Regions from separate parts of the Mus musculus genome. Here region 1 is linked to region 2. The links are chromatin loops, found by intact Hi-C in ENCODE. Cell type or tissue: left cerebral cortex. All regions are shown on one strand. Links, peaks and the distances in the headings refer to the core of each region. The heading gives the core; the rest is flanking DNA. Region 1 holds the start of Ppp1r14bl (protein phosphatase 1, regulatory inhibitor subunit 14B like). Region 2 has its middle 44 kb from the start of Gm7759.

The links. A loop is a pair of places that touch in the nucleus more often than their neighbours do. Peaks named below come from ENCODE experiments on the same cell type or tissue, not always from the same donor. Only the 100,000 strongest peaks of a DNase experiment are listed, where the experiment ranks them.
Region 1: it touches region 2 in a loop (9-fold over the local background); 2 of 42 quality-filtered maps call a loop at or near these places.

The regions. Positions count from the first base shown.
Region 1 is chr1:23,091,075-23,106,708 of GRCm38, reverse strand. It overlaps Ppp1r14bl (protein phosphatase 1, regulatory inhibitor subunit 14B like), which reads left to right and starts at 4,456. Exons shown (of 1, transcript NM_025746.2): 1 at 4,456-6,236. The coding sequence starts at 4,478. The coding sequence ends at 4,939. In left cerebral cortex, for the core only: a CTCF peak has its summit at 7,996; DNase peaks (open chromatin) are centred at 8,069 and 8,512; H3K27ac peaks cover 920 bases.
Region 2 is chr1:22,934,886-22,950,519 of GRCm38, reverse strand. No RefSeq gene overlaps it. Among named protein-coding and RNA genes, the nearest start is that of Gm7759, 44 kb to the right of the region's middle. In left cerebral cortex, for the core only: no CTCF peak of the experiment used is centred there; DNase peaks (open chromatin) are centred at 6,354, 7,036, 7,726, 10,491 and 1 more place; H3K27ac peaks cover 1,284 bases.

The DNA of each region.
Region 1 (15,634 bases), core at 4,149-12,148, 160 kb before region 2:
ATCTGCAATGGAAAAAGGCCAAGTAAAATATAAAGGTCAACCTATTATAATTACACCTGATTTCTCATCAGAGATCTAAAAACTTGAGGGCCTAGATAGATGTTTTGCAGTCTAAGAGACCATGTATGTACTATACTCAGCAAAACTTTCAATCAACATAGATGGAAAAAACAAGATATTTCATGACAAAGTCAAATTTAAGCAATATCTATCCTCAAATTCAGTGCCAGAGAAAATGCTAGAAGGAAAACTTCAACCCAAGGACATTAACTACACCCATGAAAGACAGGCAATAAGTAATCTCACACCAGGAAAACAAACACAAAATGACTGACGATATTACAGTTCTTGCCCTGATCTTTGAGCTGGATTACCTGCAGATACTGCCAGGAAGTAGAAAGGCCTCAGATTCAGAGACTTTAGCAGACTTAGGGGTTTTTGTTTTGTTTTTGTTTTTTGGTGGGGGGTGGTTGAGGCAGGGTTTCTCTGTGTAGTCCTGGCTGTCCTGGAACTCATTTTGTAGACCAGGGTGGCCTCGAAATCAGAAATCCGCCTGCCTCTGCCTCCCGAGTGCTGGGATTAAAGGCGTGCGCCACCACGCCCGGCTGCAGACTTAGGTTTTAAGCTTCTCCGAAAAGAAAGAAAGAAAAAAATTCCTTTAGCAAGTGGTGCTCATGTGCGTGCCTGTCTCTCTTAAGTGTATTCGCTACAGTTATGTGTTTAGACACCATTTCATCTGATCTTCCAGACAGTTCATCTGCTGTAGCCATCTCTCTTGAAAGGCAGTTGTGTAAAACCAACATGATAAATGTACATCTGTATGTTAAAACACACTTTTATTAGAAATATAACACATGTTCATTGCAGAAAACATGAGAAGCAAAGCGAACTAACAGGAAAACTTAATCTCCCGTGGCTCATGTTGTTTCTCATTTCCTTTCCTGTGTCTGCTTTGCAAGGATTCAAAGGTTGTGAGTCGGGGATCAGCCTGCTTTTCTCCTACTGTGTCAAAGCAGCTGATCTAGGAAGCAAACACTTACTGAATACATTGCATTGACAGGATGAAAGCATGGCTTTTATGTTGACCTCTTTAACTTTTTCCTATTTGTGTCCTGTTGATTCTCTTCCTGGTCTCTAAAATGGCTCTCTTTAAACGTGCCACCCTTGCTTTGTCCCCCGGCAAAGCTTCGGCTTACCACTTGGCTCCTTATCTTCTTAGGCTTTTTTTTTTTTTTTTTGATCCAGGACAGACTTTTTTTCATATGGACAGGCCTGGAGGAATCTTCCATTTGTCTCTACAGTTTTCCATAAAGGGAAGCCAAGACAACACAATAAATTGCCTCAAAATAACAGCAATTATTCTCTGAGTTGAGACCAGATTCTACTTGAACCTGATTGCCGTTATCCCAAAATGCCACACCGATAACCCGACCTTATGGATCGTCTTGAGATCTTCCTATCCACATGCAGAGGAGTCCACTTGAGGAGGAGTTAAATTTCTACCCCTGATTCAATGTAGAAGCCTTGGCTTTCCTGATCCAAAGGAAGACTCATTCAGGTGTGCAGGAGTCCTTCCCTGCTGACTCTGCAGAGAAGAGCCCCAGGGGTCATTCTCACAGCTGTCACATTGGCATCTGTTGGCTTAAGTTTTTCCTCCCAGAAACCTGTAACTTGCTTTGCTAGCATCCTTCCCAGCTTAACTTATTTTAGTGTTAAATGTTCTATTACATAAAGGTTGGGTAGCATCGATATTCTTTTGTGTGTGCCAGAGCCTAATTCTTTATCAGTTGAATTACCTACAAAGGAGCTGAAAGAGCCAGCAGCAGCCATCTCTACACAGCAATTCATGAAAGAGATGGCCTCTTTTCTTTTCCTTTTTATGGCTCCCAAACCCCCTATTAGCACTTGAAAGTACTGTGCCCATTGTAATAGAATTGGATGGTTTTATACTAATTAGCGTTATTTTGGTGCACAGTGCCACACACAAAAAAGTCTTAAAATTAGTATTAAAAATTTGTACATTGGGAGATAGAGTCTCATGTGGTGTTTTCTTCCAGCCTGGGAAGGCAGGGATAATGTACCTTCCATGGTTATCTTTCATTTTCTGTTCATTGTTCAATGTGAAGCTCTGAGTCAGCACAAGTCCAATTCAGATCAGGTATCTCTCTCTCTCTCTCTCTCTCTCTCTCTCTCTCTCTCTCTCTCTCTCTCTCTCTCTCTCTCTCTCTCCCTCTCTCTCTCTCTCTCCCTTCCTCTCTCCCTCCCTCTCTCCTTCTACTCCTCCTTTCCCTTCCCACTCACTGTACAAGATAGGTTATAAATAAACCATTCAGGGATTTGCAGAGAGCATTCTAACTATCCATGTATTTCAAATCATTTCAATCACAGAGCCTCATATATGCTTCACCTGCATGCTTGACATACAAAATTACACATCTTTATTGGATACAACATTTTTTTCTTTTTTTTTTTTACTGATTACTCTTTTTTTTTTAATTACGTATTTTCCTCAATTACATTTCCAATGCTATTGGATACAACATTTTTTTTAATATAAATATCTTGTCTTTTTATTTTAATTAGGTATTTTCTTCATTTACATTTCCAATGCTACCCCAAAAGTCCCCCAAGCCCTCCCCCCAATCCCCTACCCCCACTCCCACTTCTTGGCCCTGGCGTTCCCCTGTACTGGGGCATATAAAGTTTGCATGAACAATGGGCCTCTCTTTCCACTGATGGCTAACTATGCCATCTTCTGATACATATGCAGCTAGAGACACAAGCTCCGGGAGGTACTGGTTAGTTCATATTGTTGTTCCACCTATAGGGTTGCAGACCCACAACATTTTTTAAAAATATATATGCATCATAAAATGTCAAGCGAGCTGACAGGCACTCACTTCCATGCTTACTCACGTTGAGAACATGTGTAGGTCCTCTCAGTGACTTTCAAGTGTACAGTCCATTATTGATAACTGAAGTAACCAGGCTGTACAATGACTGTCTCTTCAGTTTGGATGTTGAGAAAGATTTCCTATAGGCCTAAGATGTTATCTTATGACATCTTTAGCTTTTAGATTGGTGGATGCCAGTAGCATAAAAAGTTAATAAAGTTCTAAATGGTTTTATCTATGAGTCACACGATGTTAATTCCAACACAGAGGTAGGCAACAACTAGCTGTTCCAGAAGGCTAGAGATAGCCCAAGATAAAGTATCTAGCCTTTGTACCTGCAGAGTTACAGCATGGAAATTCTAATCAGCCAATCAGTCTCTGCACAGTAGAGGACCAGGTTGGGGGTCCATCACACGAGAAGATGTTCAAGAGTCTGAAAGAGTTTCAGGCCTTGTGCAAGGAAAGTAGAATTTATTCTCCTAATGTCCACATTGAGAGAGTAGAGAGGGGAAGGCAGGTCTAAGGAAATAGGACCAAGGTCGCTGACCTTCCCAATCACACAGCAAAATATGTTTTCTTTTATTTCTGGCCCAAACATGTATTGAAAAAGCTCTAAGGACATTTCTGGGTAAGGAGCTTCTAAAAGCACAATGGGGCCTGGAGATTCTGCTAAATAATACAGTTACTTGTTCTGTTTGCAGCCCTTCTGTGTGGGATTTTGCCATCTGGAAAGCTGGATTTCCAGGAGGTAGGGAACTTGGTTTTTATGAGCCCGTGAGAAAAGAAGAGATGGTGGCCAGGCCTGTGGGGTACCAGAACTGTGTGACACAGAAACTATCTGAGAACTACTGTGAGAGATGAGCTTCGGGGAGGTATAGGAATGACAGAAGAGTGTTGGACCTCCTAGAGTTCCTAGTACAATCACGTCCATTTTATGTTAGCACTCAGCAGCCCAGCAATTCTGCCGTGGCTGAGGGTGCAACCTGATCCACCTACTCCACATGGTGGGCAGCGTCAGATGCAGGAGCAACACGGAAGTGCTCTCTGTTTTTGATCAGAATCCAAGACTTGCCATCACAGGTATCCAGGCTGATTGGGGTTCTTGATAGTTTTCTATTTCAAACCTGCAGCAATTCTTTGTCTACTGTTAATACTCTCTAACATTCATAACTTTTTGAGAAAGTTATAGGATGTCCAGGGCCTACCTATCTACCTCCTCAAACTCTTTTTCAAATTGACCTTTAGTTTTTGATGCTTTTAAATTCTTAAAAGTCTTTGCTGGATCTTTGAATACACTCATGGCATCCTGTTTTTGCTATCAGCTTGTATAACTTACTGTTGATGATGATGATAATGTTGAACAAGAACAACTGCACGCAGTATAGCATTTATACTTCGTTTATGGTATTCATTTGGCAATCCCCCTAGTAGGGAACATCATGAACCACACTAGGGCAGCTGCTCCCCAGGGCCAGAGCTTGAAGCCACGAGCCAACCTGAGCCAGTGGTCAGCCGGGGAGGAGGAGTGGGGGTGGGGTCCAGGAGGCAGCTGCGCAGGCTCATACGTGGCCCCAGCGGCCGCCATGGCGGACAGCGGCCCCTCGGGGGGGCCAGCTTTGACTGATCCAGGCCCCGAGCCAGGCAGTGCCAACACAGGGCCCCGAGTCTACTTCGAGAGTCCCCCTGGGACCCCAGGCGAAACCCCTGGCCCCGGGAACAACCCGGATAAAGATGACCAGGTGAGACGGCCACATAGGCCAGATAAGATCATCGTCAAGTACGACCGCAAGGAGCTACGGAAGCGCCTCAACCTGGACGACTGGATCTTAGAACAGCTCACTGGTCTCTACGACTGCAAGGAAGAGGAAATCCCAGAGCTCGAGATCGATGTGGACGAACTCTTAGACATGGAAAGCGACGATACCCGGGCTGCTAGAGTCAAGGAGCTGTTAGTTGACTGTTACAAACCCACTGAGGCCTTCATCAATGACCTGCTAGACAGGATCCGGGGCATGCAGAAGCTGACCATACCCCTGAAGAACTAAAAAGGTACTGACTCGGATGACCGTGGCTCCCGCAGGACAATCGCTGTCCCCCAGTCTCCTAGCAATAGCGATACTGGGAGACCCTGCAGCCAAGCCTGGTGCCATGAGCAGGGATCCTCTTGTCCCTGCCTAGGGGCCACTTCCCCGCCCTCAGTTTTCCATTTTGGCTTTTTAATTTTACTTTTAAAAATAATTGTTATTAAACTGATGGGACTTTAAAAACGAAGAACTATACTAGGACCGTAAGTAGAGAATTGTAACTTTGGTAATTAACATACTTTTCCCCTGATCTCTGTGAGTCACATCACCTGAAACTGCTGAGTTGGACATCATCAGCAATGTGCGGTCCTTTTTCTAAGTGAAGCCTCCTCCAATTTCTCTAGGGATTAAGGAGTAATACATTTTAAAAGTATGACTGTCAACAAGCGAATCATACCCGTAAAAATGCTAATTTCATTTGTTTGGTTGATCTATCAATTGAGTAGATTTGTAAAATGAGTCTATGGCGCGATGGTAGAAAATGCTGAAGGACAGTTATACTCTTGTCTTCAGGGAGCAAAGCCTAGTGACATGCGACCAGGGGAGAAAGTACACACGCAGAAGAGGGAGGACGTAGAACGAAGGACTTGGGGCTGCTGTCACCCCTTCTTTTCTCTGAAGGGGGAGTTCAAGTCATACCCCTTCCCACCTCAGAGGATGGAGAACCAAGAAATCGACCCTTCCAGGACCCGGAGCTTTTCCAAGGCACTTCCTGCTAGGCCTAACTTCCACCAGGCAGCCTCGCCTAGTTCAGTGCCTGGCTAGTAATCTCCAGCTGGCTTTGAGGCTTGGCCCATCATTTCCCAATCCACAGCAAGGACCTGTGCTCAAGCCAGGATATCGTCCCAGGCTTGCTGGAGTTAGTAATGTACCAACGTTTCAGCACAGCCTGGAGCTTTTAAAGACATTGAAGCTGTTTTCCCTCTTGCTATGGAGACACGGGAATTGGTATCCTAAATCTTTGGGTTTGAATTCCGTTCTCATCACTAGCTCAGCAAGTCCAGACAAGTCACATAACCGTTTCAAGCCTCTGTTTTGCTCCTGTTAAATGGCAACAATAAAAGCAACTCATACAGTGAGAAGTTACCTCCAGCACACCAAGAGCTAGCTACGATTCCATTTCTTCTCTGTTTCCCCCCTGCCTCTTTCTTACAAATATGTTACTTTTGGCTCATTTTCTTCACTGAATGGGGACAAGGAAGATAGTAATAAAAATGTACATTTACAGTTGTTTAAAAATAAAATTAATAAGCCGAAACATGTTAAACAAGATCCATGATATTAAATACTTGGTATTGTTCTAATAGATAATTACATTCATTGGTGTTCAGATCTGGAGCCTTGACTTTGGAAGCAGAGAAATAGAGCCTCTCTTTTATTTTTCTCTAGACACCAAAAGGTAAAGAAAAACTCCATCCAGAACTACCATACCCTTCAAGATATTCACTATCAACTTCCAATCCCCATTCTGGTCTCATCCCCTATACACTTTTTGTTGGAGCAAAGGAATATATAGAGATGTTTGCTTTGTCATTAAGTGGGGCCTAAAAGGCACTCAGGAGACATCTGAGCATCTCAGCTGACAGAGAGCTCTCTAAATGTTTGTAATTTGAGGTGATTATTGGGCCTTGTGTTGACAGCTTTTGAAATCCATCTTCCACTCATTTCAAATGAGGCTCCAACACCTGTTAAGTTTCATGATAAGTGCACATTCTGTCTTCCATTGGCACCAATCCCTCCCTCCAGCCTGAGCACCTGCTGTGTAAGATCTGGTCAGGAACAGGCCTGGACAAGCAGTTTACAGGCATAGAAAATCATTCCAGCTATTCAATGTATAGTGTGGTGTGGTGGTTTGAACATGCTTGGCCCAAGGGAATTGGCATCATTACGAGGTATGGCCTTTTGGAGTAGGTGTAGCCATGTTGGAGGAAGCACATCACTGTGGGGGTGGGCTTTGAAGCTCTGCCCCATGAGGAAGAGTCAGTTTCTCCTGGCTGCAGTCAGATCAAGATACAGAACGCTCAGCTCCTTTCACACCATGCCTGCCTGAACACAACATGGTAAGCATGCTCCTGCCTTGATGATAATGGACTGAACCTCAGAACCAGTAAGCCAGCCCCAGTTGAATGTTGTCCTTATAAGAGTTGTCTTGGTCATGGTGTCTCTTCATAGCAGACATGTGGACATAGAATCCAGTGATGTGAATTCATGAGGCAGGGAATGTAAAGGATTATACAGAATGAAAACATCATACAGGATGGTCTTTCTTGCCGTTTGAAGGAAGCTGGATTTTCACAAAGTTGCGAAAATATCAGGCAAGTAGTGAGAGACATGTCTTCTTCCCTCTACCACTTCCAAAATTTCCCTTAACTGCCCTGAAGCTCACACCATATGAACTTTTGAGAGGCAAAGCTTAGAGATTCATTATTCTCATGTCTAGCCTAGGAAACAGTTGCCCTCCTGTAGGAAAAGGCTGTTTCTTTTAACTCTCTGTCTTTGTCTGTCTCTGTCTGCCTGCCTGCCTGTCTGTCTGTCTGTTTCTCTCTCTCTCTCTCTCTCTCTCTCTCTCTCTCTCTCTCTCTCTCTCTCTCTCTCTCTCTCTCTCTCTCTTTCTCCATCACTTGTTTGGCATCAAAGAACGGGGTGATGATAAGGTTGAAGAGAAAAAGCATATTTCTACTGCAAGCAAAAATATTTTGAAATATTTGGATGTCAAATCTTCTTGGTTGCCAAATTCCTAGTTCAACTCTCACTTTATTTTCCCTTAACTTGAACACTTTTCTAAAGACAGAAAGCAGGATGCTATAGCCTAACCTATAGTGATAGATTCTGTGTCATTGGCTCAGGGTTTAGGTTAAAACAGATTAGATTTTGGCCATATGGTTGGTGGGGAGTGGAAGAATTGGTCAAACTTAGTTTCTGGAAAGAAAAATTTGGAATGGGGTTGAGGAAGTGGGGGGATGATGAAGGATGGAAATGAGAGCTAATTCCCATGTAAAATCTGCAGCAAGACTGCTGGTTGGATATGGATACTTGCCTCCTAAATGTAGGCAGACTGCGGCGTGTTTTAGATGCAGGGATTACACAATCTGTTACAACATAAGCTCAAAATGGATTTTCCTTGTGGGACATGTGTGAAAAACTCCTTCCAAATTTAAAAAAAAAAAAAGAAAGTGGTTATAGTTAACTGCAGCATACTTTAACAGAATAGAATCATAAAAAAGGTTGGCTCAGGTCTTTTCCCCATACAGTATGTTTTCCCCAAACAAGAACTGAAACCCGGGCTAGTGAGGTAGCTCAGGAGGTAAAAACGGTTGTTATGCAAGTTGGGAGACCTGAATTCAACCCCCAAAAGCCACCTAAAGGAGGAGGGAGAGAACAGATTCCCCAAAGTTGTTCTCTGACCTCCACATATATATGTTGTACTCTCGCCACCTCCTACATTATACATACATACACTAACAAATAAATACACGTGATAAACGTTTCAGATTTAATTTCTACACATCACATAGGAATGGTGCAGACTCTCTGAAACCAGCCAAATGCACATTTGCCAAGAAACAAGAGGAGAGCTTTGGCCCAAGTTCCTGAAACACTGTTTTATTGCCAATTTGAGGCCTAGGCACATTTTCTACAAAAGGCAAAAGTCTTTCCCTAAAGATTCTCCATGCTTACCCCACCTCAACCACTCACCAAGAGAACTTGGAGGTAACGTTAACTAATTTATAATTTCCAGCCACATTTAATTAGTTTTCCACCTCATTGCTGTTTACAAATGCTATCGCACATTGAGTAATGACTCCATGCTTGTTTGCCTGGTACAACTACAGCTTGAAAAAAGGCTAAAATACAAGAATTTAAACTGCTATTTAAAATACATACACACACACACACACACACACACACACACACACACAGAAGGCTTAACTCGTCTAAGGTACCCAATCATGTAATAACAGCTTCCGAACTTAGGATCTATGTAACAAAGATCAATTTCTAGGCTGTACAGTGTCTGCTAAATTTTTGATAATATGCATGTGTGTTCTTTACTGGGTATTGATCTTCTTGCATCAGATCTCTGATAGTAGACACAATAATATATACTAATCAGTAATAGTAATTTTAAAAAGTTACCCACACTATTTTGAAAATATTTATTTTAATTGCATGTGTGAGTGTTTGCCTGCATATATGTATGTGCACCATGTGTATGCCTGGTGTCTAGAGAGACCAGAAGAGGACATTGATGTGAGTACTGAGAAACAAACTCAGACACTCTGCAAATGAGTACTGTCTCCTATCTGCTGAGCTGTCTCTCCAGTATCTAACAATGTAGATGTTTAAGCAAACCAATAAAAGTATCACAAAGTTTATTTCTAATACTAAAATGCAATACTTGCCTGTAGACAGGATTTTCTTAAGGCGATGTTCCAAGTATTAGGCTCATGTATATTCATGACATTGAAATTGCTGCCAATCATTACATTCATCTCTGGTTTCTGATTTACCTCCTGTAACACATACCCTGTCACAAACATTTTAGCCAGCTGTCTTAGGGTTTTATTGTTGTGATGAGGCACTATGACCATGGCTACTCTATAAAGGAAAACGTTCAACTGGGGTTGGTTTACAATTCAGAGGTTTGGTCCAATGTCATCATGGAGGAAAGCATAGCCTCATGCCCCAGTGACACACTTCCTACAACATGGCCATACCTACTCCAATAAGGGCACACTTCCCAATAGTGACACTCCCCATGAGCCTGTGGGTGCTGTTTTCATCCAAGCTACCACATCAGGTTCTCTAAGAACAAAACTAATAGGTTGAATGTACATATTCTAAAAGAATTTATTAAGTCAGCTTACTGTGAATTAGTAACAACAGTTGTATCACATCTGGGAGGCTGAGAAACTGGTAGTCGCTTAGTACAAGAGGCTGGATCTTGAGCTGTCCCAGTCTTGCCCCCAGTGTTAGAAGTTTTGGGGGAAGCTTCTGGTCCTTAGCCAGTGATAGAAGCTTGGAAAGACGGGTTCTGGTATCAGGGAGAAAGCAGCAACAGCCTCGGCAGCAACAGAGTACATCAACCTGGTGATAAGAGAGAAATCCAAACAAGCAAAGGGTAAGAAATCCGCCATCGGCAGAGCATTGGGTCTTCCACATCAATTAAGATAATCAGGCCAAGTTTTTGGCTGAGGCTCCCAGCTATGGTGAATCTAATTTATGGCAGGTTGACATTAAAACCAAATATCACACCACAATTTTATTAGATGTCACAAAAGACAAGAAAGGATTCTGTCTTCTTCAAACGAACAGCATACAATGAACATGGTTATGGAATACAGGTGGTGGAAAACTGGCCGATGATTTATGTGTGCTTATCTAGTTTTGCATAATGAATTTAGATTGTCATTAAACTCTTGGGCACATTGATGAGTACAATAGTCAATGAGGGAAGACCAGTTCTTTCCCCTTTCACAGAATTTATACTTCACGAGAAGCTGGGTATCTGAGATCTAGGCTATCGGTTTATATATAGTATTTGTGTGGTGGTATTGGAAGCTTGTGATATGGTTGAATCCAAAAGTTCTGGATATGGTGTATGCCTCGTGCCACCTGCATCAGGTAGAGAATCCCTGTTTTGTCTTTCTAGTTGTTTGTGCTCTGCAAAAGTAAACAAGTGTTCCCTCTTGGGGATACCGAGTTATCTGGGATGTTCTTCCTGGACAGATTTGAAAGGGTTTAAGGAGAGTTGTAGAGAAGAATTTAAATATCAATGAGTAGACAAGACCTGGAAAATCATTTTTATCTTCTAATTTGAGGTCTTAAGAGTTTTGATAAAGCCTTTAATTTAATATTCATTTAATATTTTTCACATTTTAAAATGAACCAAGACTGTTGTCTCTATCCACATTATAGGATTGTGATAGATCTCTGAATAATTTAACAGATACATAGTGATGTAAAATTGCTGAAGATAGCAATCTGCCTCACAGTTCTATTTTGCTTACTTATAGTTTTATATTCTAGAAAAAAACAATCATTTAAAAACCTCTCCAAATTTTGGGTTGTTTATACTTGAGAAAAAGTGATCAAATATAGACTCCTAAGTTCTCTTTGTTGTTTGTTTGTTTTTTGTTTTTTTGTTTTTTGTATAACTAGAGGGGAAAAGAACATAGTTGTATATGTTTTTAAGAGTAGTAGATCAAATTACAAGTTATGTGTAATAAAAATTTCCACTTTGTAAACGAAAGTTATATAGCTTTGGTAAATTTACATAATTCTGCATTTGTCAAACAAATCCAGTTTTAGAACACCCTACCTCACCAAGGGTTGTTGACTGGATTTAGAATCAGCTGGAGGACACCCAGCTCTCAGTGTGCTTGGGAGATTGTCATGTTTATCAGAACAGGTAAGACCCACCCTGAATCCAGAGAAAGCAAGTATCTCAGTTGAGGACCAAAGCGGCCAATGTCTTTTGTTCTTGAAGACATGATTTTCATATTGTCAATTGATCCCTTAAACTGTGACCTCAAACAAACCTCTCTTTCTTGAGTTCTTTAACCACATGTTTTGTTACAGCTACAGGAAAAGTGTCTACAATACAGCAATACTCCTCAAACACATTTGCTTTTAAGTTCCATCTTCCAGCTTTCACTCCCAAGGAACTCCTTGTGGCTTTTATGTTACTGCTATTGGAATATTGTTCACATGGATCAAAACCATTACTGGTCACCAGAGTCTGGGCCAGGTGTTTCCCTTAGAATTGCAAAAGAGCAACACGGCCATATTGTAGTAAAGTTACAGTACAAATTAAAGAGGGTTACATTGTCTAGATTGACAGTGGCCCATCAGAGAATAGTCAAGAGCCCTGATGATGGTTCATGGCTCCCTTTTGGGGGGTTCAGAAGGAGGAGGAGTTGGTTCCCCAGGGGCCATATTTTGAGTGGTTCTTATTTCCCTGATGAATTAGGTTGTACATTCCTTTGCCTGTTGTGCATATCTCTTCCCATAACAACGCCTAGTTACACACAGACATAAGGTGGTAAATATGAGATTCTCCTTATTTACCAATTTCTCCAATTTCTCCTTCATACTAAATGTACACAAAGGCAATTCAGGTTGGATACCCAGGTACATTGGGAATAACATTAATAGGAAATGTCTCAATTTGATTATTACCACAGGCAATGAAGTATATTATTGTTCTGAGATTAGAATATGTGTACCCCAATGCAGATAGGGCACAAAGGGGTTCTGAGTTTGCTAGAGACATTGTTTGGAGAGAGGTATATGTGCACATGTAGGTGCTGGAGATAGACTGCCAAGTGCATTTTTATAAGAGGAAATCACATAACCCAAAAGCAAATGAGGGCAACAAACTGCCTCCTATTCTTGCCTGCCCCCAAATACCCTGTAACCTTTAGTGTCTGGCCACAGTGTAGTATCATCAGAATCTCTGCACTATTGTACATTTCCTTCTTCATTTCTTTTCATTTCTAAGCAGTAGCTATGGGATGGAGGTTTATATCTGTCAGATACATTTGCCATTGCATGAATATTGGGATTTTTTTCTCATAGATGACCCATTTTAATCATAGTCCTGTAAGCAACCAACACCCAATAGTGCAGATGTGGTTTTTAGCTCCTTTGACTAGGTAAACTTTTTGGAGTAGAACTACTGGGACTCATAATAAACTTACTGTAATTATTTCAAGAAGGTGAAATAATGTCTCTACAGTAGTTGAATAATTTTACAACCTTACAAGCACTGCACGAGCATCCCAGTCTCACTCTATCATTTTTAGTATCCACCCTGTACATACATTTTATTACAGTCACCCCATGGGTAGACTAGTATCTCCCTGTGAGCCTCATGTTTCATCTTCTTACTATTGATAATATTGAATATTTTCACATGCTTATTAACTATTTGTTTGTTTCCTTTATTTGCCCAAAGTTTACCTGTATTTATCCTATTTTATTCTGTCATTTTATTGAAAATAAATTTATACAAAACATTTTGACCATCTCCCCCTCCCAGCTTCTTCCACATTCTCCCTACTGCCATACCTGGCCAATTTTTTGTTTGTTCTCTCCCTCCCTTTCTCTCTTTCTAAAAACATGAAAATGAACAGAAAAACACAAGAAACACATACACGAAAAAGTAAAAATGCATACTTGAAACTCAAAACAAATAATAAAAAAGAACAAATACCCTCTCCCCCAAGACCAATACCAAAACAAAGCACACTATAAAAAAAAAGTTCACAGAAATAGCACTGTTCATTTTGTATGGGCCAATTATTCGAGGGCATGGGGCCAGCCCCAGAGAGTGTTTGATATACGCAGTGTGACTTTATTGGAGAAAACTGATCTTTTCTCTGCCAGCTGGTGCCAGTTGCAGATATGTTCTTGCTTAGGGGTGGGCGCTCGTGTCCATTTCCCCCTCTCTGCTCTGACTTGAACCTGTGCAGGTTTGTGCTGCCGTTGCCTCCAGGATTTGATATATGCATCAGCTCTGTTGTATCAGGAAGAAACTGTTTCCTTGGAGTCATTTACCACCTCTGGGATTTACCAGTCTTTCTGTCTCCTCTTCCTCATAGATTTCCTAAGCCTTGAGGGGAAGGGTGTGAAGATATCTCATTTAGGGCTGAGTGTACCAAAGTCTTACACTGCATATTTCCCAGTTGTGGGTCTCTGTCTCTCTGTTAATTCCTTCTTACCACAAGAAGCTTCTCTGACGACGGCTGAGTGAGAGAGACACTGATCTACAGGCTTAGTAGAGTGTCATTAGTAGTCATTTGATCAGATGTCTCTTGAGCAAAATAATAGAATTAGGTTTTCCCCTAGGTGCATGTCCTATCTAGACACAGGTTCAGCAGTGTCAGACATGAGTTCCATGTCATCAATTGGGACTTACAGCCAATTAAGAAGTGTTGTTTATGCCCATAACATTTGTGTTACTATTGCAACAGTGTATCTTGCAAGTGTGTAGCTGTTGCACACAGCAATGTTTGTAGATGGGTGATATTGGTGACTACCTCTGTCCTCCAGTAGCATGAACTATACTTTCCAGCATCAGGCATGGATCCTAGTCAGTAAGCGTCTACTTAGGCACCAGCTATAATTCTCTGGGTTCAGTGACTTAACTGAGTGCTGTCTTCAGCAGTACAACCTTACCATCAGGTAGTTGAGAGCAATCAATAGCCTAGGCAATAGCTGAGCATGGGGCTTCTTTGGTTGGAGATTCAGTGGATGTAGCCCATTCCTGGTACTGGAGGCTTTACTTGGTGGAAAAAGATGTCTGGTTGGGAGCAGTCTCTCCCCTATTATTTGGTTACTACATTGGAATTTCTATATGTATATATTTTATTTTATTTTTTTAAATTTATATTATTTTTATTATTTCCAAACACCCTTGTATATGTAGTTATTTTTTAAAATATTTTTATTACATATTTTCCTCAATTACATTTCCATATATTTTAAAGAAGCTTCTATAGTATTAGCCTTCGCCTCAAGTAGTTGTTCATGTTATTTATTCCTCCATGTATTCTCTCTTTTACTCTTCTCACCCATTTCCCTCTTTAAGTATTCTATTTTAGTTCCCCCTTTCTCTCCACAACACTATATTCTATTTCCCCTTCATTGAACGATCCTCCCCCCTCAACAATAACCTCTGCGGTTATTTGTGTTCTAGCACACAGTTTGAAATTTTAAAAGCTGACATCCACACATAAGAAAAGAACCACATAGTATTTGTGTCTTTTGGGATCTGGGTTACTTCACTTGGGATCATTTTTTTCTATCTTCATTTACCTGTGTATTTCATAGTTTCATTTTTTAACAGCTGAATGATATTCCATGGTGTGAGTGTAACGTGTTTTCATTATGCATTGATCTGCCGAAAAATGGCTAATCTGTTTCTAATTTCTGTCTACTATGAATAGGGCGGCAATGAACATGAAGTAGGATGTAGAGTCCTTTGGCTACATGCCTAAGAATAGTATAGGTGGATGCTGAGGTGAATCTATTCCCAGCTCCCTCAGAAGCTGCCACACTGATTTGTACTCCCAGCAGTAGCTAGTGAGTGTTCTTCTCTCCCCTCATCCTCACCAGCACAAGTGAGCTGTTACTTGTCTTGATTGACATAAGATGAAATCTAAAAGTACTTTCAATGTGAATTTCCCTGATGACTTAGGAGGGTGAACATTTCTTTAAGTGTTTCTCTGCCCCTTAGAACTTTCATTGTGTAGTATAGATTGTATATGTTGTATTTTCATTTTATTTTGATTCTGAAAAAATTTCCTTCCCCCCTCTCTCTCTTCCTTCCTTCCTTCCTTCCTCTCTTTCTTTCCGTTTTTATCTTCCTTTCTTCCTTTCTCTCTTTCAGTATTGACCCATTTTTTTATTCAGAAGTGATTTTTCCAGTTTCTATACTGAAAAAATTTATGAGTTTATATACTGTCTTTTGCTTCTGTTGCTGATATGCAGCTGTAATCCATTGGGGTCTGATAGTATGTAGGCTGCTTTTTCAGCTTTCTTATATCTGTTGAGATTTGCTTTGTGTCCAAGTATATAATCAATCTTGGAGAATGTTCTATGAGCTGCAGAGAAGAAAGTATATTCTTTTGTGTTGGGGAAAATTTTCTA
Region 2 (15,634 bases), core at 3,056-11,055:
CATTCTGACTGGTGTGAGGTGGAATCTCAGGGTTGTTTTGATTTGCATTTCCCTGATGATTAAGGATGTTGAACATTTTTTCAGGTGCTTCTCTGCCATTCGGTATTCCTCAGGTGAGAATTCTTTGTTCAGTTCTGAGCCCCATTTTTTAATGGGGTTATTCGATTTTCTGAAGTCCACCTTCTTGAGTTCTTTATATATGTTGGATATTAGTCCCCTATCTGATTTAGGATAGGTAAAGATCCTTTCCCAATCTGTTGGTGGTCTTTGTGTCTTATTGACAGTGTCTTTTGCCTTGCAGAAACTTTGGAGTTTCATTAGGTCCCATTTGTCAATTCTCGATCTTACAGCACAAGCCATTGCTGTTCTGTTCAGGAATTTTTCCCCTGTGCCCATATCTTCAAAGCTTTCCCCCACTTTCTCCTCTTTAAGTTTCAGTGTCTCTGGTTTTATGTGAAGTTCCTTGATCCACTTAGATTTGACCTTAGTACAAGGAGATAAGTATGGATTGATTCGCATTCTTCTACATGATAACCACCAGTTGTGCCAGCACCAATTGTTGAAAATGCTGTCTTTCTTCCACTGGATGGTTTTAGCTCCCTTGTCGAAGATCAAGTGACCATAGGTGTGTGGGTTCATTTCTGGGTCTTCAATTCTATTCCATTGGTCTACTTGTCTGTCTCTATACCAGTACCATGCAGTTTTTATCACAATTGCTCTGTAGTACCAATAAGATACTTATGGAGTAAACAAAAGGCTCCCTTTCTTCCCTGCAAGCCTGACTGATCATAATAGTCTAAACTCTGGGGTTTCTTTCTGCTATCTGAGATGAACTTGGGGGTGGATATTAACTTGAAGGTCCCGGTCTCTCAGGCAGCTACATTGCTTCTATTAGCACAGGGGAGATGCACAGAAGGACAATCACTGTGAGTGGATTGGCTCAAAACCTTGTCTTTTCTTTTGACTGATGACATTTAGGAGCAATGAGCGCCAGTGAAGAGTAGGAGCAAGGCTGAGGCAAATTAACAAAACAGAAGACAAATTAACAAAAGGGAGGTGATAGATTTTTAAATGCAATTTTATTTACATATTCAGGCATTCTTTTTTTGTTTCCTATTGCTTGTTTTAAACAGTGTCTCATGCCCCAGCTAGCCTTGAACTGGCTTCTTCTTTTTTTTTTTTATTACATATTTCCCTCAATTACATTTCCAATGCTATCCCAAAAGTCTCCCACACCCTCCCCCCCCCATTCCCCTACCCACCCATTCCCATTTTTTTTGGCCCTGGAGTTCCCCTGTACTGGGGCGTATAAAATTTGCATGTCCAATGGGCCTCTCTTTCCAGTGATAGCCGACTAGGCCATCTTTTGATACATATGCAGCTAGAGTCAAGAGCTCCGGGGTACTGGTTAGTTCACAATGTTGTTCCACCTATAGGGTTGCAGATCTCTTTAGCTCCTTGGATACTTTCTCTAGCTCCTCCATTGGGGGCCCTGTGATCCATCCAATAGTTGACTGTGAGCATCCACTTCTGTGTTTGCTAGGCCCCGGCCTAGTCTCACAAGAGACAGCTATATCACAGTACTTGCAACAAACACTTGCTAGTGTATGCAATGGTGTCATCATTTGGAGGTTAATTATGGGATGGATCCCTGGCTTCTATCAGGACCCTCCCTATCTATCTCCCAACTCATGGGCCCACAGGACATCTAAAGATCCCATTCAGCCAGATCTAAGCCCACTTTCCAGGCTTGGACCAGGAATCACATCCTGTGCAATAGCTCAATCCCCTCCTGACTTCTTTTCATCCAAACCATTTCTAGCCTCTAGAGGGGGTCTGCTGGAGCAGGTGCTTCTTCCTCTTCCCTGACAATATACGACTTAGAACTAACAAAGCAAGTTCACCTGCGCTGATCTCATTGCACAAATGTGAGCACTATGAAAGATCAAGCCATTATCTTCTCTTCTTCCAGTACAAATGTTTGCCAATGAGTTTTACCAAGATGAATGACAGGATACAGAATTTATAAGAGCAATCATAAACTCAATCAAAGAATTAAAAGAGTTTAAAGAAGACACAAAGAAAAACCTCAATGAATTTAAGGAGAGGAACTTAAAGAGAGAACTTAAAGAGAACTTAAAGAGAATAAATGCCTGAGTGATGGCCATAAGAACACAGGCATGTGACCAATAAGATAACAAGGACAGTCCAGGACTTGAGATAGAATTCAGTTAGGAGACAGAAACATTGGAAAAAACTTAGGGTGAAATGAAGATGGAATTGAAAAACCCAGTAACTCAATTAGGAAATTCAAAGAAAAATATCAGCACAGAGAATGCAGACCAAATAAGCTTGGAATATTAAAAATTAAACACACACACACACACACACACACACACACACACACACACACACGGAGACAGGCAGACCGAGAGAGAGGGAGGGAAGGAGGGAGGGAGAGAGAGAAAGAGAGAGATTGGGGGAGCACACAGAATATGGGTTATTGTTAAAAACAACCTCTGAAAACCCAAAGAAACCTTCAAATTATAAGCATAAATGAAGAAGAATCTAAAGTCAATAACATAGACCAGATCTTTAAAAACATAGAAAAAAAAACTTTCCTAAAATATTAATGACCCCAATTCTCCAATCATAAGACTCAGCTGACTGAATGAATCAAGAAGCAAAAATCCATCTATTTGTTGTCTATAAGAAATGCTTCTCAGTTTTAAAGTTAGGTTTCATCTTAAAGTAAAACACATGAAACTCAAGGAGAATGAAGACTGAAGTGTGGACACTATGCCCCTCCTTAGATTTGGGAACAAAACACCCATGGAAGGAGTTACAGAGACGGAGTTTGGAGCTGAGATGAAAGGATGGACCATGTAGAGACTGCCATAGCCAGGGATCCACCCCATAATCAGCATCCAAACGCTGACACCATTGCATACACTAGCAAGATTTTATTGAAAGGACGCAGATGTAGCTGTCTCTTGTGAGACTATGCCGGGGCCCAGCAAACACAGAAGTGGATGCTCACAGTCAGCTAATGGATGGATCATAGGGCTCCCAATGGAGGAGCTAGAGAAAGTAGCCAAGGAGCTAAAGGGATCTGCAACCCTATAGGTGGAACAACATTATGAACTAACCAATACCCCGGAGCTCTTGACTCTAGCTGCATATGTATCAAAAGATGGCCTAGTCGGCCATCACTGGAAAGAGAGGCCCATTGGACTTGCAAACTTTATATGCCCCAGTACAGGGGAATACCAGGGCCAAAAAGGGGGAGTGGGTGGGCAGGGGAGTGGGGGTGGGTGGATATGGGGGACTTTTGGTATAGCATTGGAAATGTAAATGAGCTAAATACCTAATAAAAAATGGAAAAAAAAAAAAAAAAGGTCGGACCAGAGAACTCCGATCAAATGAGATTAGGAAGCAGGAAGGTGCTGCTATCCTAATATCTGACAATGTAGACTCCAAATCTAAACTAATCAGAAGAGAGGGATACTTCTTTTGAATCAAGTGAACAGTTAACAAAGAAGGCCTTATAAATATATGTGCACCAAATTCTGGGGGAACCAATTTAATTAAAAAAAACTACTACTGAATTAAAGATACAGCATAGCCTCATCCATCAATAGGAAGTGTTTTCCATAACTCATTCTTCAATACACAGGTCATTTGGAGAAAAAATAAAGAGAAACATTAGCATTACTTGACATCATGCATCAATAGGACTTAAGAGGTACCTACAGATATTCTACCCACAATCCAAGAAATACACATTCTACCCAGGTGGAAGATTGTATGAGTCAGAAGATCTGGGAATTTCCTGCGAGACTGTGTTTTCTAGTAAAATCAGAAACTACATCCATAAAGTCTCACCAACATGACTAAACATGAGCTGAACAAGGGTGAGAACAATAGATGACCCAAAATGACAGAGGAAAGGCAGTGAGGCCTAAATCATACACAAAGAATTACAGAAAAATACGAAATGCCGACAGAGATAGAAGTACTCTTCCCCAGGAAGGAGCACACCAACTGGTTATCCAACATCAAATGGCCATCCCTGAAAACATACAAGTAACATTACACAGACTAAGCTTAGGAGAATGCATATGTATATACATACACATTTATGTGCACATAATAGTTGATTTTAAAAATGAGGCCATGAATGTGAAAGAGATGTAGAAGTTTGGTCTGACTTTGCCTCCTAGCCCATACTTCAAGAAATAAGACTTATACTCAAAATATATTTACAAATATCTCAGCCATACAGGTAGACTCTTCTCTGATTAGATAGTAACTTATATTAACACATTTGTTCTAATCTGCATTCTGCCACATGGCTGGTTACCTGTGCTCAGGTACCATGTGTCTGTCTTGTCACATCTTCCTGGGTGAATCTCCTGTGCCTTGCTTCATGAAGAACTCTTTATGCCTCCTGGATGTTCTACCTTCTACTTTCTGCCTAAGTCATAGGCCATCAGATTTATTATTGACAGGTGCCACATTCATGCAGACATAAGATATTCTCTGTACAAAAGATGTGAAGTGTATAGGAAAGGTTTGGAGGCAGGAGGGGGAGAAAGGATGCAATTATATTATAATCTCAAAAAGGAAAGACAAGAGAAAAAAGACATATGGAAAAATATCACATGTAAGGTCCTGGCCTTTTCCAGCCTACCTTAAAGTGGTGATTAAGATAAGCATCGACTTTCCTTCACTCTCTGCTCCACGTTTTGTCTCCATATTTCCTTTAGACAGGAGCAATTCTGGAACAAAAATTTGGAGATGAGTGGGTGACCCCATCCCCCAACCGGGGGCCTTGCCTACTTCTGGATATGATCTTGACAGCTTCTCCCTCCCCTTTGTGGGGCATTTCAGCTAATCTCATTCCAGTTGGGTCCTGGGATCCTCTTGCTTTCCTGGCATCTGGGACTTGCTGGTGGCTACCTCCAGTTCCCCATCCCCCATTGCTACACACCTCTGTTCAAATTCCTGATCCTCTGTACATCATCCCTGTCTCCTCACATACCTGATCCTCCCCCCTTTCCTCCCCTCCTATATTCCTCCCAAGTCCCTCTCACCCTCTCCCTGCCTTGAGTATTTTGCTCCTCCTTCTAAGATGGACTGAAACATCCACACTTTGGTCTTCATTCTTCTTGAGCTTCTTCATATGGTCTGTGAATTGTATCTTGGGTATTTTGGGCTAATATCCTCTTATCAGTGAGTGCATACATTGTTGTGGATTGCCCTGGTGCTGTTGAATTTTTATGTTAATTCTGATTTCCCAGGAGGGGTTGTTTGGAAGGAGGAATGAGTCAAATACTCAGGTGACTCCGGAATCAATCACTGGGTGAGTAGGCGGGGCTTCCCGGTTGGACTGGGGAAGAGAGGAAGCAGGAGAGAGTTAGGGCCTTTTTGGATGGGAATAGTGAGAGGGCAAGATGTAACTACTAGTGTTTCCTGGTTTAAATGCTGAATCTACCAGGATTCGCCAACAGAGGATTTAGAATTAAAATGGCTTGCAAGATTAGAATTCTACTTCTTGTGCCCAGCAATTGAGTTACCATTGTTTGTGAACTAAGTTTGTGTGGTACTTTCCTTCATGAGGCAGTTCGACTGGGTTCCAGAGAGAAAGGTACAGGGGCAAAGCATGGGATTGCCAGATGTGCACCACAAAGGCCATGGGGGTTTCTGAAGCATGGGGCTGGCATGGTAATGACCCACTAGTGGGAACCTAGCAAGCTGGGTGGAGAGATTTTGGAGCTCTGAGTCAGAGGGTCTCCATGAGATAAGAACTGGCCAGAAAACCAGGGCTGAGAGTAGCAGGATGTATTGTGGGAACTTGCCTTTTTAAATATTTTCTGCAACATACCATGTGTGATAGTTTCTATTTCCATACATTTGCCTAAGTGAAGTCATTATTTTTAATAGCTGAGTAAGCACCCTCATAGAAGCAGGGGTAGGAGACAAGTGGGATAAGATGGCTCCGGAAGGGTTACCAGGAAGGGGGATAACATTTGAAATGTAAATAAATAAAATATCCAATAAGAAAGGATAAGCATCACCCCCTCTTAATTTCAGCAAATAAGATCAAATGGCTATTTAAATTTTGTGTTCATGGAATGATTTGGTTGGTAAAGGCAGAGCTTGTACCTTCTTTAGGAAATAATTACCCTCCCAAGAAGCATTTTGTCTTCTTTACAAAGTCTTAGAGGCTGCTTTACAATTGAAACACCACAGCAAGCCGACCTACTTTCTTGTGGTGTTTAAGAATAGGGATGAACTGGTGGGATGTAGTTAGTTTGCAGTGTCCAGACAGAAGGGCACTATGAATAGAATGTGGAAACATTCCTGGGGCTCAGGGAGCCTGGAGCTCCAGAGTGAGATAAAGCTAATAACTTGCTGACTCTGACCTTAGTGCTGAAGCAGGGTCATGTATCCCTCACAAAGGGCCCAACAGATTTCCTGGACCTCCATCATTATCCAGGTCACTAGTGGGTGATACACCATTTATGCCAGTACTGGGGTTTTCACCAGTATTCAGTTCTAGAATATATAAGAGAAGGACTGAGCTCAGAAACCAACCACAGGTAAAGTCATCTCACGGTGTGGTATTTCATCATTGATGATGGAGTCCAAGCCTGTTCTCTGTGTGGGGTGAGTTTGACACTGGAGTGAAGCAGTAACTATAAGATAGCTGCAGAGGCAGAGGTCAGAGGAATGGCAGAGCAGAATCTGGGGGCCAGCTGTGACAACACTCTGAAGAAGCTGCTGTCAACAACTGTTCTTTAAAACAAATATTTATTTATGCTTAATGTGTGTGTGTGTGTGTGTGAGAGAGAGAGAGAGAGAGAGAGAGAGAGAGAGAGAATGAGAATATGAGAATTTGTACCTATGTTGATGGAATTTGAACTCATATCCTGTGTAAGAGCAGTAGCACTGCTGAGCCACCTCTCCAGCCTCCACCAACTGCTTCATCTGATTAGTCATCCCCAGAATCTTTATATCTGCACTGTAGATTGTCAGAGGACATTTGTCATCCTTACCCTGGTTGGTTTCCCTTCTTTACTACTTTAGAAGAGCTGAAGAAAGAACCGGAATGTTTCCCAGGGATTTGAGCTGGGGTGTTTTTCCCAAGGCCCTCACAGTCACAGTCACCTGAAAAGGTGTGTGGCCAACCAGTTTGCACTATTTTAGTGTGGAAACATAATTGATAAAACCAGCTGTCACAGATAAATTCATCTTTAAATCACTGATATTAAGAAATATTTCAATATCAAGGTAGATCCGTGGTTCTTAGCTAAGAGCTGTGTTAACTACCAGGAGACATTTGGCAATTATGGAAATTATTTTGTTGTTGTTTGCTTGTTTGGGTTTTTTGGTTTGATTCTTTTGGTTGTTTGTTTTGCCACATCTGAGGGTGTTATGGGCATCTAGAGAGCAGACATCAAGAATCCCTTAAGCATCCTGCACTATGGACAACAGGCTCCTACAGTAAAGAATTGCCTAGCTCCTAATGTTTGCAGTACTGCATGAGAGACCTGGATTTGATTGTTACACGCAGCTTAGTTCTGTGTAGTTAAGAGGGCAGAGAGATAATTTGAGAAAGTTTTATGATAGAGAAATTATACCTAAATTAGGATATTGGCACATATGCTACAGGATGTGAGGGAAGGGCCCTGTCACGTCCAAATGGGCCATGCAGGGAAGAATCTGGGGAGGAGGAGGTGAGGCTTCATCTGGGCTTTTACGATTACATAAGCAGGGAGATAATAGCACGTCACAACTCGAAGTGTGCAGACACACAGTATCATCCCATTGCTTCAGATCTGGGTGAATCACAGAGGATGAGGCGGACTCCAGTCACTTAAGTGAGACCCAAAGTTTCCCTCTCCCTTTCTATCCTTTCCATAATTCAAAGGGGTGCTGTTGTTGAAAGTTGCAGAGAACACTGAGGAAATATTGTGAGAGGTGTTGCCAACTGTACAAGAAGACTCCATGGTGTTCCCATTATGGTGGTTATGCTGGCTAGGTTTATGTCAACTTGACACAAGCTAGAGTCCTCTGACCAGAGGGAACCCCAACTGAGAAATTACCTCCACAAGATCAGGCGTAGGCAGGCAAGTCTGTAGGGCATTTTCTTACTTACTGATCGATGTGGAAGAACACATACTGTGTATGGTGCCACCTTTGGGTTGGTGGTCCCAGGTGCTATGTTAAAACAGACTGCTCAAACCATGCCTTAGGAGGAGTAAGAGAGCAAATAGCAGTCCTCTGGGGCCTCAGTTTTAGCTCCAATCTTCACAATTTTGCTATGCTTGGGTTCCTGCCCTGACTTCTCTAGTGAGGGACTGTTACCTAGACATATCAGTGAAATGAACCCCCCCACCCAAAGTTGCTTTTGGTTGTGGTGTTTCATCACAGCAATAGAAACCCTAATTAATACAGTGATTATGCAGAGATTTATTCTACAGGATAATTAGGCAAGCGTTTTCTTTTTCAACCAGTTTATACTACTGTCACTGAACATCATAAGCTTTCATTTATAAGGAACGGAAATTTATTTCTAATATCTAGAGGGTAAGGAGTCTGATACTGTGTTAGCAGATGACATGTCTTGCTGCTCATAGACAATCTTCTCTCTCTGCCTCACATGGCAGGAGGAATGTAGGTCATTTTTGTAAAGCACTAAACTGTTGCAGGGGAAGGCTTTATCACACCTCCACCTTTACTTTGGGACCAGATATTACCATGAAGATTTTAAAGAGGAATAAACATTAAGTCTATAGAAATTTAGATACTTACTAGTTAAGCTATAATTCAAACTTTCCATTCTTATAGAATACCCTATAGTTTAGAATATAGGACTCTACTTTATTTGGGCTTATTAGCAACACATATGTACACACACACACACACACACACACACACACACACACACACACATACACAGACATACACGCATAGACATACATGCACACAAATGCACACACATGCACACACACAAACACATACATGCACACACACAAACACACACATATGCACACACACACACACACGCTCACACATACAAGCACACCTGCACACACACACAAGCATATTATTGCTCAGTATCGAAAGCTATGTGTCTTCCAATCATTTGACATTCCAACCTACCTGAAGATAGAAGATTTTCCCACCTCATTATTAGTACATGTGGATGCAGCAAGGTAGAAACAAGATTGGGAAAAGGCACTTGTGAACTTGAAAGCAGTGATGAATGAAGTTAGCCTTTTGTAGAGGGGATTCACCATCAAAGACAGAGGTAGTGACATTTTCCAAGTTTTTTTACTTATTATGCTAGAATGGATTTTCAAGCAGATGGGTTTCTTTTCAGCAGTCCAGTGAAGCTGTTTTCTATAGCTGTACTGGGTTGCGTGAACATCATTAACTTCGTGTTTAGTGGTACTCATAGCAATTAGATTATAGGTAATAATAAGAAAGTCTTAGCGATCTGCTGCCAGGAAGTCAATGACCTGTATGTCTACAAAAATGAAAACCAGAGGATATGTACTTGGGGAGAGTGGGTGGGCGAGGGGCATAAGTAAGTAATTCCTGTTTCATGTCTAGAATGTTCTGATCTCAGAAATCCATTGTTCACCTCGGAGTTAAGTACGGACAGCCACCCTAAGGAAGGCAGGACATTTGCTGAGCACTTTGTGCTGTCTCCTTCCTTTTTGCTCCGATACTCCTTTCTTTAGTGACTCTCCTGTTTGCTTTTGTGTTACTCTCTCTCTCTTTTAAATTGACTATCTTGTTTGTTTACATTTCAAATGTAACTTTTCCAGTTTCCCCTCTGCAAACCCACTACCCAACTCCCCCTTAACCTGCTTCTATGAAGGTGCTCCTCACCCACCCACCCGCCCCCACCTCCCTACACTCACCTTCCCCTATACTGGGGCATCAAGCCTTCACAGGACCGCCAGGAAAAATTCAAATCAAAACGACCCTGTGTTACTCTCAGTAGACCTGCCCAGTAGAGAGGCATGCCCTGTGTATGTCTAAGCAAGCAACTAACTCTCCGAGGAGATGCCTCGTGTGAAATTCTTTAATTTCCGCATAAGCTTATCTTATCTGGATGTGAGTCTCTGGTATTTTTTTCCGCTTGATACACTATATTAAAAAAGAAAAAGAAAAAAGAAAGAAAGAAATCCTAAACCCAAACCAAAGAGGCTCATTGATGCTTTAGAATTCTGTCAGATGTCTCAGCCAGAGCTGACTCCAAAGCAAGTATGTCTGCTCATTCCATTGCACCATCGTCCAACGACATGAGGACCGAGAGGATGAGATCTGGCAACACATGCAAATACTTCCTTCTTAACACTTCTCCTCCACTCTCCTTGCACTTTTTGCTGCCACCATCTCTATGGCTTTTGTGACTTTGGTTCCCATTCAGGAGCATGGTGGATGAGTCATTTTCCTCCCTCACTCCCTAGAGCCACTGGGGATGACATCAGAGATGAGGGGGAGAGAAAGTATGGCATCTCCAGAGACATACTTAGCAGAGAAGGGCATCCTCCACACATAGCCTGGAAGGAAATGAAGGGATGGAAATGAACGTCAGAGTGGTGTGAGGAGGTGTGATGGTGGTTCGTAGGCTGAGCTTGCTCCCCTTGACGGGCTGCCTCTGGCTACATTGGCTTTGATTATGATAAGCATTCTAGAATAACCAAAGATCCTTTGAAGATTCCAAGGTGACAAAACATCTCACAGTCTCATCGACATTTACTCAACTGTGTATAATAAAAATAATTTCTGTCTGTGTTAATTTCCTAATAACAACAAATTCTATGAGAAAGGGGTGGATATGAAACATGCTGCTAACTATACTATACTAACACGTACTAAAAAAAATCTTTAAGGAACATTTTATGTGGTAACTATAGATTTAAACACTCCAAATTATCCATATCCAGTTATCCAAATAATTCACTGATATGATATATATGTATGTATAAATGTGTGTATATAAGTAAATGTGTTTGCATGTATATATATATGACATAAATGAGCCAAAGACTATCTTACAAATACCCCAGTGCCAGGCATGGAAGTTTTTTTATTTGAGCTATTGTTTGGTTGGGTTAAACAGGAACTCATAATTATATAGGTTAATGCCACTGTCTTTGGTTGCCTCCCAGAACTTGAAGGTGTGATCCTATTTCTGAAGAAAGCATACACTGTGACCACATTGAGGAGGATCAAGCTGGAACTGTTTGGAAATTCTACTCAAAGGACTAGCTGAAGACGAGACACAAGCTGCCAGTGGAGAGCACCAATCAATAGTCCAACCCAGCTGTAAAAATCTATGAACCACAGCAATGATCAGCACAGCAAGATATCTCTAAAAGTACAATATTGGTGCTTACTTCTACAGGGTAACTGACAGCCACCTAATTGGACTAAATGACCACCACAATAGGTGGGGATTCGTGCCTATACCCACAGCTGGTGAAATCCTGCAACCTAGAAGAACACCTCTTACTGTTATTTCCCCAAACCACTATAATTTATAACCACAGTCTAAATACTTATCCTTGTTCTTACTTTTACCCCACATCGAAGAAGATTTTTTTAATCATCAGATGGATATATTCTAGAAAGCCAGAGGTGGTCAAAATGCAAAGAACAATTGTGTGCCTAAAGCCCCCAATTACATACACACCGTAACCTCTATGCTTAAGGCTCACTCAACTTTATGAAAGGGGAGGGGGAAATGTGTAAGATCTGAAGGTACAGGACATATGCTACACTATTGTTCCTTCTAGCTATGGCAAGGAAGCTACACCCATGAAATCTCAAACATGGCTGCCTAAAGAAAGACCTGATCATGTCCAATAACAGTTGACATCCCAAGACACATGGAAGAAATTTCACGGGGTCTCTGTTGTAGATGAAGAGCTATAAGCAACTAAGAACTGCCAAGAGAGGGAGATTCAGTCTTCCTCTGAGACAAGACCCCATTGGTTGTCCAATACCGAACACTTAGTACTAAAGTAGGAGTAATGGTAAGTGGGGGGTCAGTAGGCTTTCTCTATTTAAGTGTGTGTGTGTGTGTGTGTGTGTGTGTGTGTAAAATAATTAGATAAAACATCATGAATTTGGAAGTAGGACAGAACAGAAAAATTCAAGAAAGGTAGAAATTATGTAATTACAATATTCATGTATGACCTTCAAAGATAAATTCAGATTTAAAACACAAAGCCAAGCAAATCTGATACCTATCAGTCGACATACTGGTTGAATAGCTTTATGGAAATGTACATTTCTTTAAGGTTAGGTATGTGTCTTTAGGTACAAGAGCTTTCACCTGATTTCAGCTCCAAGCAAGGGTGGTCAGAGTGTTTTTCACCCCAGTAGAGGGAGGATGTGCCAAAGTGAAGTTCTCATCACGTTTTTTCATAAAGTGCCTCATGGCCCTTGTTGCTGAACCTCCATGTTGCATGCCTTGTTCTCTGCCCTTTTGATTGTGAGTCTCTGTAGACAGGAGAGTGAAAGGGTTTGCAACAGCAACCTATGACTGCACACCAATCTGGTGTCGGCGTCACTTTTTGTTTTACTTTTCCTTAATATCTGACAGAACAATGTTCTGATGGTGTTATACACTATAAAGCATCCCAATACCCCCCACCCCCCTATCAAGACTGAGATTTACAGGCCTCACACTGAAAATTAAAATGCTAAGCTACTCTATTAGTGTTTGTTGTCTAAGTTTAGTCTCAGTACATGGACAGGTTTTTAATTAGAAAAGTGTGAAAACAAATGGAAACCTAAACAAATTTCTTATTTTGGGAGAGTCTTGTGACTAGAGCCTGAAAAATTTGCAAGATCTCTCGCCTTACTTTTGCAAAACTTTTTTTTTTCTGATAGAAAAGAAGAAGCAATGTGTTTCTAGTTGTTGCAATGCTTTGCACGTGTTTGGTATCACAGATGCTGCTTGGAAACTGGGTTCTTGCTACCACTTCATTCTTGATACTCTTTCAGACTGAAGTTTTATACTAGCTTAATATGTCTCCCTTTTATTGGGGTGTCTCTAAAGGTCTTTGTTTCAGTCACTGGCATGGTCCTGTTTTTATGGATTTTGTTCTCCAAGTCTTCTTCATGTGGGTCCCAATTCTGTTTCCCTGTAATAACTCAGACTGAGCTTCAGAATTTTATATTTCCATCTTTCTCAATGTATCTGTCTATGGTATCTGAAACAGAGGTTCCTCGGGTTCTCTGCCCTCGTACGCTTTTGCCGTACTCTGCCTCAGAGGGCACCTATAGAAAGCTCTGATTTTGGCTTCCTCACATTGGCCAGCTGTTACCCTTCTCATTTAGGACAATGGGAAAGTTGGTGCCTAGGAAGGGAGGCCATGGGACTAGCTTAACCAAACTGGGCCAAGCCCATTGTCAGCAATGATAGTCACCCACTGTCCACGTCCCATTGTCATGTGACTCCTGTGACTCCCCAGGGACATGATGAATATATTAGCATAGTGGCAGAGCAGATGTCTTCAGGGAATGGACAATAATCAGATCAACCCAGTGACACATTTGTGTGACCACAAATAGGAAGACAAAGGAACTAAGTATAAGGCAGAGATCAACTCTTGTTGAAGCATCCTTGTCAAAATGCCTACTGCACATTCAGTCTAGGAAAGTTCATGCCAGAGGCTCCTTTAGGAAAGATAGTCCATCTACTACTTCCTAGGCTCCCACCCTAGTATAACTTTCCTAAATTTTAATGTGATTTATTTATTTATTTATTTATTTATTTATGTGTGGTTGTATGAGTTAATGAGTACTCTTATACATGCTAAGTCAATATTTGAATCACCCTGTTACTTCACGCGTGGTTAGCAGCAAACATGAAGAAACACCGCAGTATACAAACATTTTTAGAAAGTTGTATGTGGTCACATTTAATAATAATACGCCTTTTGGAAACTATTCATGTGAATGTCGCAGAACATTAATAAAGAGAACACATAAGGAAATGTTGCACTCTTCTTGGATAGAATCTTAAAATCTTTGAAGTGTTAACCATTCACAGTAATTTGTTATAAGTTCTGAAAAATTACTTTTTTGCCTCAATTTTGCTTGGAAGTAATTCAACTACATTCAACAACACTGAGTTTAAAATATTTCAGAAGGATCAAAGGCAATAGAAAAATTAACCTATGTGCCGCAGGTTCCCATACTAATATGCTACAAATATACATATTTATTCTATTTGTTTTGCTTTTCCATTCCTAATAGATTTTGAGGTCATTGGCTAAGAGGGAATACCTTGAACATCTTTATACAAAACAGATTCCAGTATCAGGATCGCAGCAGAAATTATGATTTGCCAATAAATGTTGAATTTGTGTGTGTGTGTGTGTGTGTGTGTGTGTGTGTGGATGGGTGGGATTGGGTGTGTGTGTTTAGATTTCTAATGTTAAAGCTCTCCTGGGTATCTGTTCTACACTAAGCACTCTCAGCCGGTTAAAAGAATTACAAAGGAGAGAAATCTTCCAGATCTTCATGTTATTAAACCAAGATCATCTATGTTCACTCTAATAATACAAAGGCACTTTGTTTGTATATCTCTGCTCTTTTGCCTATGAATATTTCCCCAGTTTCTGAGATCCACATTTCAGTTGCAGGAATTGTAGTCAAGAAATTAAAATTGTTATAGAATGAATGAATGTAAAGAGAAAAATGTAGATTATAAGCATCCTTGGGTATTCATTGTCCTAAAACATGACTCTTCAGATTTGACAGCCCATTTAGCTTTTCCAATGCCTTGATTCAGCTTCAGGGTCAGACAGAAGGATTTGTTACATGTAAAGAAAAGAAAAGCTGGGCTTTTTCTGGTGCTGTAAGGACACATGCAGCAAATGAGTGGAGGCAACTGACCAATCAAAGGCTCTGTGCTTGGATTTCACTGTCTCTGGTCTCCCCTCACCAAAGTCAAAGGTCTCTGGATGAGTAATGAGAATGAGCTGTGCTGCCTAAAATCCTAGTGTGGAGTCTGGAAAGAAAGAATTCCTTTAGTCTCCTGTGCAGAATCAGGAGCCTGGAAACATCTCCTCCAACGAGCAGTGAAAAAGTAGGAGCTGAATCTTTTTCCTTTTCTCAAGTTTCCCAAGTACCATGGGGGTGAGTTAAGCCCTAGAAGGCCAGACTCTATGGCAACAGGGATAAGGGAAAGGACCAGAAAAGAGCTCCTAGCAGAGGAAGAATGCAAGCTTACGAGTTCTTCAGGCAGTAGGATTGACAGGGGCTCCAGGCAACCAAGGAACTTCAGTTAGCTCTCACCAAACCTCTTCTTCCAGTCACAGGTTGGCCATTCCTCACTCAGAATGCCTTACTGCTAAGAGACCCGCATTGTACTTAAATCCCTTGAAAGTTGTCATCTTGAGTCAAGTATAAACAGGTGCAAGTACGTTCATTTATCTCAATGGTAAGGATAGGGAGTTAATGACTGTTCTCAGTTCAGTGTACAAGGCCACAGGAATGATACCTTCTAGACAGTAATGTAGGTTCACATATAGAGATGCTTATCCTGTTGTTTAAAATCCAGTAACAAGACTAACAAATGGCTCTACACCAA